Linked DNA regions of Homo sapiens: region 2 is linked to region 1. The links are chromatin loops, found by intact Hi-C in ENCODE. Cell type or tissue: PC-9. All regions are shown on one strand. Links, peaks and the distances in the headings refer to the core of each region. The heading gives the core; the rest is flanking DNA.

Region 1 (5,381 bases), core at 73-5,072:
TTTATTTTACATTAGCAACTACCTGTAATCTACAGTACAGATAACAGTGGCAATGAAACAAGGAGGAATAAGTTTCAAATGGCAGGTTGGTATTTAGGAGGACAGGGCCTTGCATGGCCCTAACAGGGCACCATATTGAGAGTCTTGGGCCAGAAGAGAGACAGCATAAGGGACTGGCTGCCTAAAGAGGTCAGTTGCACCACGTATTTCCCAATTTGCTCATGAAATGCTTGGGACTCTCTTTGGTCTCTGAACCTCTAACTCTGGTATTTTTCTGCTTGCTTTGGTTACCTCCCTAATTAAGTGACTCTCTAACTGCAAAGGAGCCCATACCATGTTAAATGTGAATACTTAGCATTTGTATTCCTCCAGTCTAGGTCCTACTTATTTAGGATGGTCCTGCTCAAGTCTCAAGGCCTAGATTCGGAGAGAGTTAGAGATACTCTGGCACACGCACTTTTTTTTTTTTTTTTTTTAAGACACATTCTCACTTTGTCACCCAGGCTGGAGTGCAGTTGTGCAATCTCATTTCACTGCAGCCTCAACCTCCTGGGCTAAAGTGATTCTCCCACCTCAGCCCCCCAAGTAGCTGGGACTACAGGCACTTACCACTATGCCCAGCTATTTTTTTTTTTTTTTTGTATTTTTTGTAGAGATGAGGTTTTGCCATGTTGCCCGGGCTGGTCTCAAACTGAGCTCAAGTGATCCACCAGCCTCGGCCTCCCAATGTGCTGAGATTACAGGCATGAGCCACCACGCCCTGCCTGGCACACACTCTAAAGCCTTCAGGGGCTTCCTAACTGAGCTCCTTCCCATGGCCTGCCAGGCCCTCCATGCTCTGGCTCCTGGGTGCTCCTCATTTCCTGCCACTCCCCAACACTCCTGGTGACCCAGCCACACTGGTCTCCTTGCTGCTCATCGGACACATTGCGTCGTTCCTATCTCAGGGCCTTTTCCTCCCTGCTGCTTCTTCCAGGAATGCTCTTCCCACAGCTTTGAGTTTGGGTTGCTCCCTCACTTCATCCACACCCCTACTCTAATGTTATTTCATCAAAGAGATCTCCCTAGCCTCCCTTTCTGGCACCCCACTGCAACTCACTATCCTTTTACCCTGACTTACTTTTATTTGTAGCCTGTATCACTACCTACCATGTAACTTATCTATTTATCTGTTTATCATCTGCCTTCCCCTTCTTCCCCACCACACTATAAAATCCATTAGGACAAAATCATTGTCTTGTTCAACACTGTATCACCAGGACCACAGAGTGCCTGAATTATGGTCAGTGCTCAAAAGGGATTTGTTATCAACTGCGCTCTGTCATTTTACACATCAGATACTGAGGTCAGGCAAGGTATAAAGAGAGCAGGGGCAGGAGCAGTGGCTTCCCCTCTGACTGCTCCCACCATGCCAACCATTTCTATTTCTGAGCATGAGTAGAACTCACTACCCATACCCGGCCGCCCCATACCTGACTGTGTACTGCCTTGTCCTGGTCTCGAATCACTACAAATCACGCTTGGCAAGTTTGTATCGAAAGCAATGTTTGCTTTAGTGGGATCTGGCAAACCCAGGGTCCCCAAAGACCACTAAGCAGTCACCAGCACTGAGTTTTAGAAATGGCTGGCTTGTTTTATTACCAGTTAATAGCATTTGTATTTGTGCTTTTGCAAATAACCATGAGAAATCAGTCATCAGGCATGAATGATATGAGAAAATTAAGGACAAGGTCCTAAAAAATGGGCTGGGGATGAGGACTACGGTTCAGTAACTGGATCAAGCGTGTGAAGACTCAGGGGAAAGAATTTACATGGGGTATATGCTGTTCAAGAAGGACTAAAATTCGGGGCCAGATGCTACTGCATCTCCTCCTCCCCCACCACACACACACATTCGAAGGGCTATGGAGGGCACCTTTTTTCTTTAGGGAAAATTATCCCATTTCATTCATCCTACAAACATGAGGAGTGGCTGTGTTTTCAGAAGTGCCAATGAAAATCCCAAGTCCTGGGTCTCTGAGAGATACTTTCTTATGTGGTTAAGAAGAATCAGGATGCATAAACTTGAATCCTTTCTCTACCATTTATTTGCTCTAAGATCTTGGGCAAGTTATGTAAAGTTCTCTCTGTTTTCTATCTGTTAAATGGAAATAAAAATGATACCAGTTGTATGGGTTGTTGTTGAGATTAAATAAAGAACTGCTGGTAAAGTGCTTTTTACATTATCTGCCAAGCAGAAAGGGCTCAATGCATTTTAAATAAGTAAATATATATCCCTGAGTAAAGCAGGGAGGAACCAGCCCAGCCAATGGCTTCCCTGTTTTCAAAACCACCCTGCTTGTCCTTCCAGAGGAATAAGACCAAATTCCTGGGGATTTTGGTTCACTCCTTGGTCAGCAACCCTGCAGATTTATTTTTTCTAGTCATTTCAGGCTCTGTGTCTAATGATGCCAAGTTACCTGGCTTTATGGTGAGTATGAAGCTGAACGCTAACTGCGGAAACTCCCCGGGCCAGGCAAAGCCTTGGAAAGTGAAAGTGGCTGTGAAGGCAAAGGTGCCACCTGGTCTTTCCCTAGGGAGAGCAAGACCCCAAACTGATCCTTATCATGAGATTCTGGGTACTGAGGTGAACTTGGGCTTGCAGCTTTGCAGTGAGTTTGGAGCCCACCTCTTTGAAGGCAGATTTCATGCATGCTTTCTTTGTGTAAAGTATTTTGAGAAAGTAGATGTATTTGAAGATGTTAATTTGGGCAGAGGACTATCCTCAGGTAATGCTGGGTGCACTTGTGGGAGTGGGGCCAAGCACCAGCTACTGCAGATAAATGTGCTGGCTCTGATCTCTGGTACCTCTGTTGAGTGACAAGCTCTTACAGAAACAAAGGAAGTGGCGGTATAGCAGGGACAGTCCCTTGTGGGGACTGTAAATGGCTGAGACTGCTACCATCTGCTCTTCTCGATTCAAATATTTAACAGGAGGTTGAAAACACAGAAGTTCCCATGAAATTACCAGTTTTTTTCCCCCGAACTTAATTTCTGTCAAGGAGAGGGAGGGGTCCCTTGTGTTAAACGTCTGCTTTTCAGTTTTCGAGACTGCCAGGAGATGGCGCCAGGGCTTGGTTCTTAATGGGTTCCTTGGCGCACCAAAGAAAAGACATGCTCGGCGTGGGGATGGAGGCCTCCGTCTCGGCGTTTCCATGTAACTCGTTTCTCAGGATATCTGAACAGAAACCCTGGCCTTGACATTCCTTGGGTTAAATGGGCTTCTTTTTTCATCTGGCCGGGAATTGAGTTTCTGGTCATGGCGCGCTACATTTTCAGTCATCGATTCTCCTCAGAGGGTCGCACGACTGATGTTGTCTCTGGACATATGCTAATAAGAAACCAGAGAGAGCTTGGAGAGGGATTTTGAATGCATTAGAACTTTCCAGCGTGTTGCATAAAAAATAGAAAGTAGAGGTCATGTTATTTGGGAAATAGTAGACGTGTTGTATCATACCGTTTTTTTTTTTCTTCTTTTCAGACCCTTTTCACTGATCTGTTGCTCTTAGCCCAGAAAACGGTATAGCTGATGCCAGAAATTACAGCACGTTCTGCTAGGAAGTGTTTACACTTCAGGGCTGAACTCCTAGCACGATTAATAAACATCACCACCACAACATAAGAACGACTGAGCATGTGGTACCTATCCGCTCATTTAACCCTTACAGTAATCTGGGATATGTCCTTTATGATGTACTTTTTTCAGGCTAGAAAACTGAAGCTTAGGTTCAATAATTTGCCTAAAGTCATTCAACGTGTGATCAGAAGAGTAGAGATTGAAACTCAGACCATCTGACTCCAGGCCCACAAGGTTGTCCCCGGCACCCTACTAGAACAGCAATTTTGGGGGTAACGGGGCACCCCGGAGGCAGTGCTCAGTGGTTCCAGGTAGCTTGGTGTGCAGAGAGGCACCCAGGTATAGAGATGTGGTAGTCGTTTAGTGTTCACTGTGTCATGTGAGCGCTGTGTCATGTCCTGTGGCTTCTCTCAACACCGTGTGCAGAATCCAAACTTCCCCAGGCCTGCAAGCTCTGAGCTCTGTTCCCCTCTCCTATCCTGCTTGGTCACCCTCCAGGCATCTTTCTCCTTCCAGAACTTGCCAAGCCCATTTCTGCCTCAGGCTCTTTGCACCTGAGCTCTCTTCCCTTAACTCCTCACTGGCTGGCTCTTTTTCCTCAGGGCTCAGCGCAGACAGCCCTTTCTCACCCCATGATGTAAGGAGGCTCCCTCTGCCTCAAGGCCTCCTGACTCCTCACTCTGTTTTATTCCTTTATCGCACTTGTAATGATCTCTAAGTATCTTGTTTGCCTGGGTATCGTCTGTTTTTCTCTCATTGGAATGTAAACTCCATGAGGAGGGGATTGGACAGTCTGGTTCATTGCTGTATTCCTGGAACCTAGAACATGCCAGAAACAAAGGAGGTGCTTAATAAACATTTATTGAATAAATATGATGGGGGAATGTGATAAAAGCAGCAGGAGTTGTGGTCCCACCTGTCAGGAGGCTCACAGGACAACGAGAGAGCCCAGGTTGGCATGAAACAACTGAAGATCAATCATGGCAAGGGTGGTAGTGGCCCAGAATAGTGGTCACAAAAACAGATTCTGGGGCTTACCCACCTTGGGAGGCTGAGGCAGAAAGACGGTTTAAGCCCAGGAGTTTGAGAACAACCTGGGCAACAAAGTGAGACCCTGTCTCTACAAAAAAATAAAAAAAATTATCCTGGTATGGTGGTGTGACCCTGTAGTCCTAGCTACCTGGGAGGCTGAGGTGGGAGGATTGATTGAGCCCAGGAGGTCGAGGTTGCTGTGAGTTGTGATTGTACCACTGTACTCAAGCCTAGGTAACAGAGTAAGATCTTGTCTCTAAAATAAAATAAAATAAAAATAGATAAATCCTGACTCCAGTACTCACTGGCTGTGTGATCTTGGCCAAGTTATTTAGCTCTTTCATGCCTCAATTTTCTCATCAGTAAGTTGAAGATAATAATATTAGTAATATTAATACCCACTCATGGAATTGTTTAAGGATTAAATGAGATATATATGAGTGCTTGGAATGGTGACTGGCACATAGTGCTCTATAAATATTTTTTAAGTAAATAAAGGTATAATTAAGCAGAAACCTATGGCTTTAGAAATTCAGAAAAATGAAAATGCCAGTGTTGGGGAAAGCCCTGTTTCTTGGAGGTGGTTGGATTTGGATTGAGGAAGACAGGGAGTCTGAGGGGATATTTGCACTTGCTCTGGTGCCTCATTTCTATGTAAATATCTATTCAAGAAATATTTGTTTATTGATTTATTTTTGTTCAATAAATATTTATTGAGCATTTATTATGTGTC
Region 2 (5,381 bases), core at 74-5,073, 340 kb after region 1:
CTCCTGCCTCAGGCTCCCGAGTAGCTGGGACTACAGGCGCCCGCCACGACGCCCGGCTAATTTTTTGTATTTTTAGTAGAGACAGGGTTTCACTGTGTTAGCCAGGATGGTCTCGATCTCCTGACCTCGTGATCTGCCCGCCTCGGCCTCCCAAAGTGCTGGGATTACAGGCGTGAGCCACCGCACCCGGCCTATGCCCAGCTAGTTTTTAAATTATTTTGTAGAGAAGGAGTCTCACTCTGTTGCCCAGTCTGGTCTTGAACTCCTGGCCTCAAGCGATCCTCCTGCCCCCACTTCCCAAAGTGTTGAGATTACAGGTGTGAGTCACCCTGCCCAGCGTGAGAGTTCTCTTAATTTGCGAACTGTGTATATGTGTCAGAGAGAGAGAAAGAGAGAGTGTGTGTGTCTAATTCCTAAAGAAGAAAGGGGTGAAAATGGAGAGTATAATAAGCATTGCATTTTGATTGTTCAACCATGGGTTTAGTCACAATGACAAAGGTTACCCAGGTACCAGCACCCCACTCCCAGCTGCAACCCAGGACTAATTAAATGCTACCTAGGCAACGATCAAGTATCCCCAGACATCATACTCCAGGGCTTACCCCTTTTGTTTTCTCGGCTGTGATCTAAGGGTAATTTCTATTGCATGTGAAGTCAGATTTCCTTGGTCTGAGAGAAACGTGAGAAAGTAAGAGGTACTCTGGGGAAGCGCACTTAGTGCACCACAGGGACTGGAGAAATTAACATAAATACAAGACAATAATAATGTTATTTTAATAAACTCTTCTAGGTTAAAGGATTGCCTATAGTCAGGACTGGTGAAATTGATGCTTATAGAAAATGCAACAAGAGCGTCTACATGTGATTTAAAAATAAAAGTAAGTAATTAGGAATGAAAATTGAAAAGCTAGGGTAGTGTTTTATTGAATGTGGCTCCTCTCTGCAGTTGTACCGCACCTCATTTGAAACACTCAAGCTGAGGTTGCCTCTCAAAATTGCTGCCTTGCATTCCTGAGGGGTTAAGACGAAATATGAACATCCTGAGGACTGTCTTTGTTGTCATAGAGGGAAGTCCTCTAAACACGCACTTTGCCATTAATCTGGCCATTTCTTTCTCAATAAAACAGGTTTTCAATGGGAGCTGTGAGTAAACACGCCACTGTTGAGCATTGTGGCTCAAATTCAGATTTCTTGTTGGCTTCTCACGTGGATAGTGCGAGGAAGGAACAGCTATTCCCCTGAGGGAGCAACACGTTTTTAGTGCACCTGGCCCCAGGAACACTGCTCTACATAGATGTGGCTTTTTGGATCCTGAAGTGTATCCATCAATGGGAATGTCACATTTGGAGAAGTTATCCTTATTGCAATAAAATTAAAGATCAAATAAGTTCTGGAACCCAGGCGAACAATGCTTCCTTAGTGCAGAGCCATTTTGAGCAGTTGTCTCTTGTGCCTTTTAAAAACCTCTCACTTGGAAGTTTTGATGTGTGAAAGATGTGAAAACTGCCTAAGAGAATTCTTCCTCTTTTTAATGGAGCTCGATGCCTGTTTAGGGATGATGTAGCAACCGCTTTTTTATCTAGAATTCCAGATAGTTTCCCAGCTCAAATACTAGGAGTTTTTGGTGGTGCAATTCAATTGAAAGTGGTATTTGGTGTGAAGTTCCAGCAGCCCCACAAGATGCTCAAGTGCCTTGTAGTTAGTTTAGTATAATGTGCATATGTGTTTGTGTGTGTGTGTTTGCATACATGAGAGAAAGAGAGAGAGAGAAAACCTTATCTGTTCTCATCTATTATAAAGGAGACAATCCTTTCATTTTATATGGTATCTCCTTTTGAAGGTGTCCTGTTAGTGTCCTATTATCAGCCAATCTGTCATTAAATATTTATGTTCCTGCAGCAAGGCACAGTTCAGTTCCTAGCTCTGCAGGCCATAAGAAGACTTGTAAGTAAATCCTGTCTTCAGTTGTTTACAATTGAGTATGGAAATAAGATAACTAATGAAACAAGCCAGTCTATAATAAGTGCCAAATGAGAATTTTGCAAGGAGGTCCTTCTGTAAATTCTATTTGTTCAGGCTATTTTAAAAAAATCTGTGTGCATAAAAAAAGCATTAAAATAATATTATCCATGCAAATTGGGGCATAAATGCAACAGATCCTAATGCACTGAATCATCTTTGTGACCAGGGAATTTTGAATCCAGCCTGAATTAAAATATTTCCTAGTTTGGAGCTACATTTTAGATTAAGCCCATTAATTCAATGATGAAGAGTTAGAATCGATAATTTAAGAATTCACCCTTCTGAAATCATGTGAGAACAAAACTCCTGACCTGGATGTATAAGCTTAATTTCAAGATTGTCTTTATCTTTGAGTGCTGGAAAATTGTCCATTGGCAGACTCTGAAGACACTAGGGAAGAGATTGTGAAAGTGAAATGTTTTAAGGAAATAAATGTGAAGTAATTGTTTCACTGCCCTGAGGCTAGAATGGGTACTTTGGAGAGTGTCTGATTCAGCTGTCCCTGTGTTGAGGGAAGCAGGGAGGGGACACCAATTGCAAGCTGCTTTCCAGGACCCTTCCCCCTCCGGAGAGACCAGGAAGCCTGACCTAGTGCAGCAGCTCTGGGCCACACCTGAGAGCATTGTTGCCCATGGTGCTCCCTGAAGAGCTGCTGTCAGTCCTTTCCTTTTCTGTAAAATAAAGGGATTAGGCTAGATCAGGTCATCTTAACTTTGTTCTGCCAGCCATTAGTTCTGCAAAACATTAATAGTCAGTGGAAAAGAATTTCATGGTGACTTAAGTTTGAAAACTGTGACATACTCCATCTAATTTTTTGAGGAGGCATAAATTGTATGTGTATAAACTTGTTCAATTTTGTCTAACCATACATTTCCTTAGCCTATTTGACTAGTCACTTCTATCACCACTCTCTCCCATGGATCTAGATTCCTGTAAAACACAATCTGGGAAAGGATGGATTAAATGATTGCTGAGTCCCTTCCAGTTTTTTTATTCCATTATTCTATGAATTTTTACTAAATTGTCTCATCACTCGTATGTAGATGGGAGCTTGTCTTACTTCATTCAGCTTACAATGGCTTTTAATCCAGGCTTTAAAATATCAATGAAAGAATTTCATTTAGAAAAAACTGCCTGTCCCATCCATGAGTATTCTTAATTTTAGGAAAGATGCACAGCTTTATGACACTCAGGCTGATTTCCCAGTTTGGGAATTCTTGGCCCTGGCTTTTCCCACCTGTCTTTACCTTGCAGACAAACCAAACAAGACAAAATTTAATCATGTTTGCACAATGTCAAACACTTGCATAGAGACTATCCCCAAAGTCAGCTCATGGGTGTTTTATCTTCACAGTGCCAAATAGGAAATAGCTACATATGTTTCCCATTAAAATGAGAATTTCCATGTTGGTATCTGGTGTTGCATTGAGCTTCAGGTTAGCTGCTTATTCACTGATCTTTGGAAGGAGGCTGAAGATTGAACCTCAAGAGTTCTAGGGATTATCTGCAGGTTGAAGGTGTTAAAAGTCCCAGGCACATTGTTTGTTATCGCTAACTGCGGATGGCCTGAATTTTAATAAGCATGGTCAACTGTGCATATCTTGTCATGTGAACTACCAATTAGCACACCATAATTTAGCAAGTTAGTACATGCAGATATGAACACCCTTGGGAAGGAAGCAATTTTCGAATCAGATTATTACTGACAGTGTACAATTTACATGCAGGTAATCATTATCAGAAAGTCATGATTATCCAGAAGGAAAAGTGATTTTTGTGGTAATATATCTTTGAATGGCTGTTGATTTTTAATACCTTTAAGGTAAAAACTTCAATTTGTTCCATCCCTAATTTGATCATATTTGCAAAAAAGTGTTAATTCACTCATTAAAACCTAGGCGTCTGATGGGTACAGCAAACCACCATGGCACGTGTATACCTATGTAACAAACCTCCACATTTTGCACATGTATCCCAGAACTTAAAGTATAATTTTAAAAAAGTTAAAAAAAAACCTAGGTGTGATATTATGTGTTTACAACAAAGCTTACCAAGTATTCTAAAATAACAGAAAGAAATAATTTATGTACAATAACAACATTAATGATAATATATCCATGGATAATACGTTTTGGTTAATCAAATATTCTAGCTAATTGAGAGTTGCCAATAATCCCTCGTGGGATTATTATTTTTCAAAGTTGTAGAATCCAATAATACAGTCATTTCTTTTACACAAACACCTAAAATTTATCTAGAATTAACTTAGAATTTCCTAAACCAAATTTATACATTAGCCCAAGATATACTTAAATTATTTATAGAAGACATGAACTTACAAATCTGTTGTTTCTTCTCCCACCCAAATAGAATAATATCTTCAAAGACAGTCTTTTTTTAAAAAAGGACATATTGTTCCCCTTAGGTAGATACTGGCATTTTATTGAAATATAGTTCAAGAGACATGCATTCAGGCAAGATGAGTGCACACCGTGCTACCTACTTGGAACCCAAACTCAGAACAGTAGAATTGAATCTTCCTTGGAAGACTCAGGAGGAAGATCATCTCTCTGTGCCTCAGGGTCCTCATGATGAACCTATTGGTAATTATACTGTAAACATGAGGGTGTGCGGATTAGTAGCGATTTCTTATCACTGAATCATTAGTGAGCAAACTATTTATTTTGAGGTGGTGTCCTCAATACTAATATGATTGTGCTTCAATATAGAACAAGGAATATCCCTGGATGTTATAGTCCTTCTGAAAAAGAGTCATTGATTGCAGATATTGTTTTAAAAAAAAAAAAAAACACTCAAAACTGCTACAGAGAAAAAAGAAAGTGTGAAAAAAGAGACCATGGCTATCTTCTAGGTTATTCGAAGAAAATACCTGAGTTTGCAAGTATGCACTAGCTCACTGCATTTGCACTGTCCTGATGTGCATACAGTGGGGTGCACCCGCCTCTAAGTCCCAACCATTTTTTTCTTTCTACTTCCTGTATCCCCTTGCCTATGAAAACATAATTTTTATTTTATTTTATTTTTTGAGAAAGGGTCTCACTCTGCGCCCAGGCTGGAGTGCAGTGGCACCGTCATGGTTCACTGCAGCCTTGAATTTCTGGGCTCCAGTAATCTTCCCACCTCAGCTTCCTAAGTAGCTAGGGCTGTAGGCACATGCCAAGGCAAACAACTAATTTTATATTTTCATTTTTAAATTTTTGTAGAGACAGGGCCTTGCTAAGTTGCCCAGGCTGGTCTCAATCTCCTGGCCTCAAGCAGTCCTCCTGCCTTGGCCTCCCAAAGTGCTGGGATTACAGTGTGAGCCACTGCATTTGGCTGAAAACGTAATTTTTTAAATA

Evidence for each region. Hi-C counts contacts between places; a loop is a spot of excess contacts. Peaks named below come from ENCODE experiments on the same cell type or tissue, not always from the same donor. Only the 100,000 strongest peaks of a DNase experiment are listed, where the experiment ranks them.
Region 2: it touches region 1 in a loop (5-fold over the local background); 9 of 110 quality-filtered maps call a loop at or near these places.

What each region holds. Positions count from the first base shown.
Region 1 is chr5:71,780,002-71,785,382 of GRCh38, forward strand. No RefSeq gene overlaps it. Among named protein-coding and RNA genes, the nearest start is that of CARTPT, 63 kb to the left of the region's middle. In PC-9, for the core only: CTCF peaks have their summits at 3,116 (motif pointing right) and 3,319; no DNase peak of the experiment used is centred there.
Region 2 is chr5:72,123,592-72,128,972 of GRCh38, forward strand. The region is part of intron 2 of MAP1B (microtubule associated protein 1B); the gene reads left to right. Among named protein-coding and RNA genes, the nearest start is that of MAP1B, 19 kb to the left of the region's middle. In PC-9, for the core only: no CTCF peak of the experiment used is centred there; a DNase peak (open chromatin) is centred at 2,490; H3K27ac peaks cover 1,292 bases.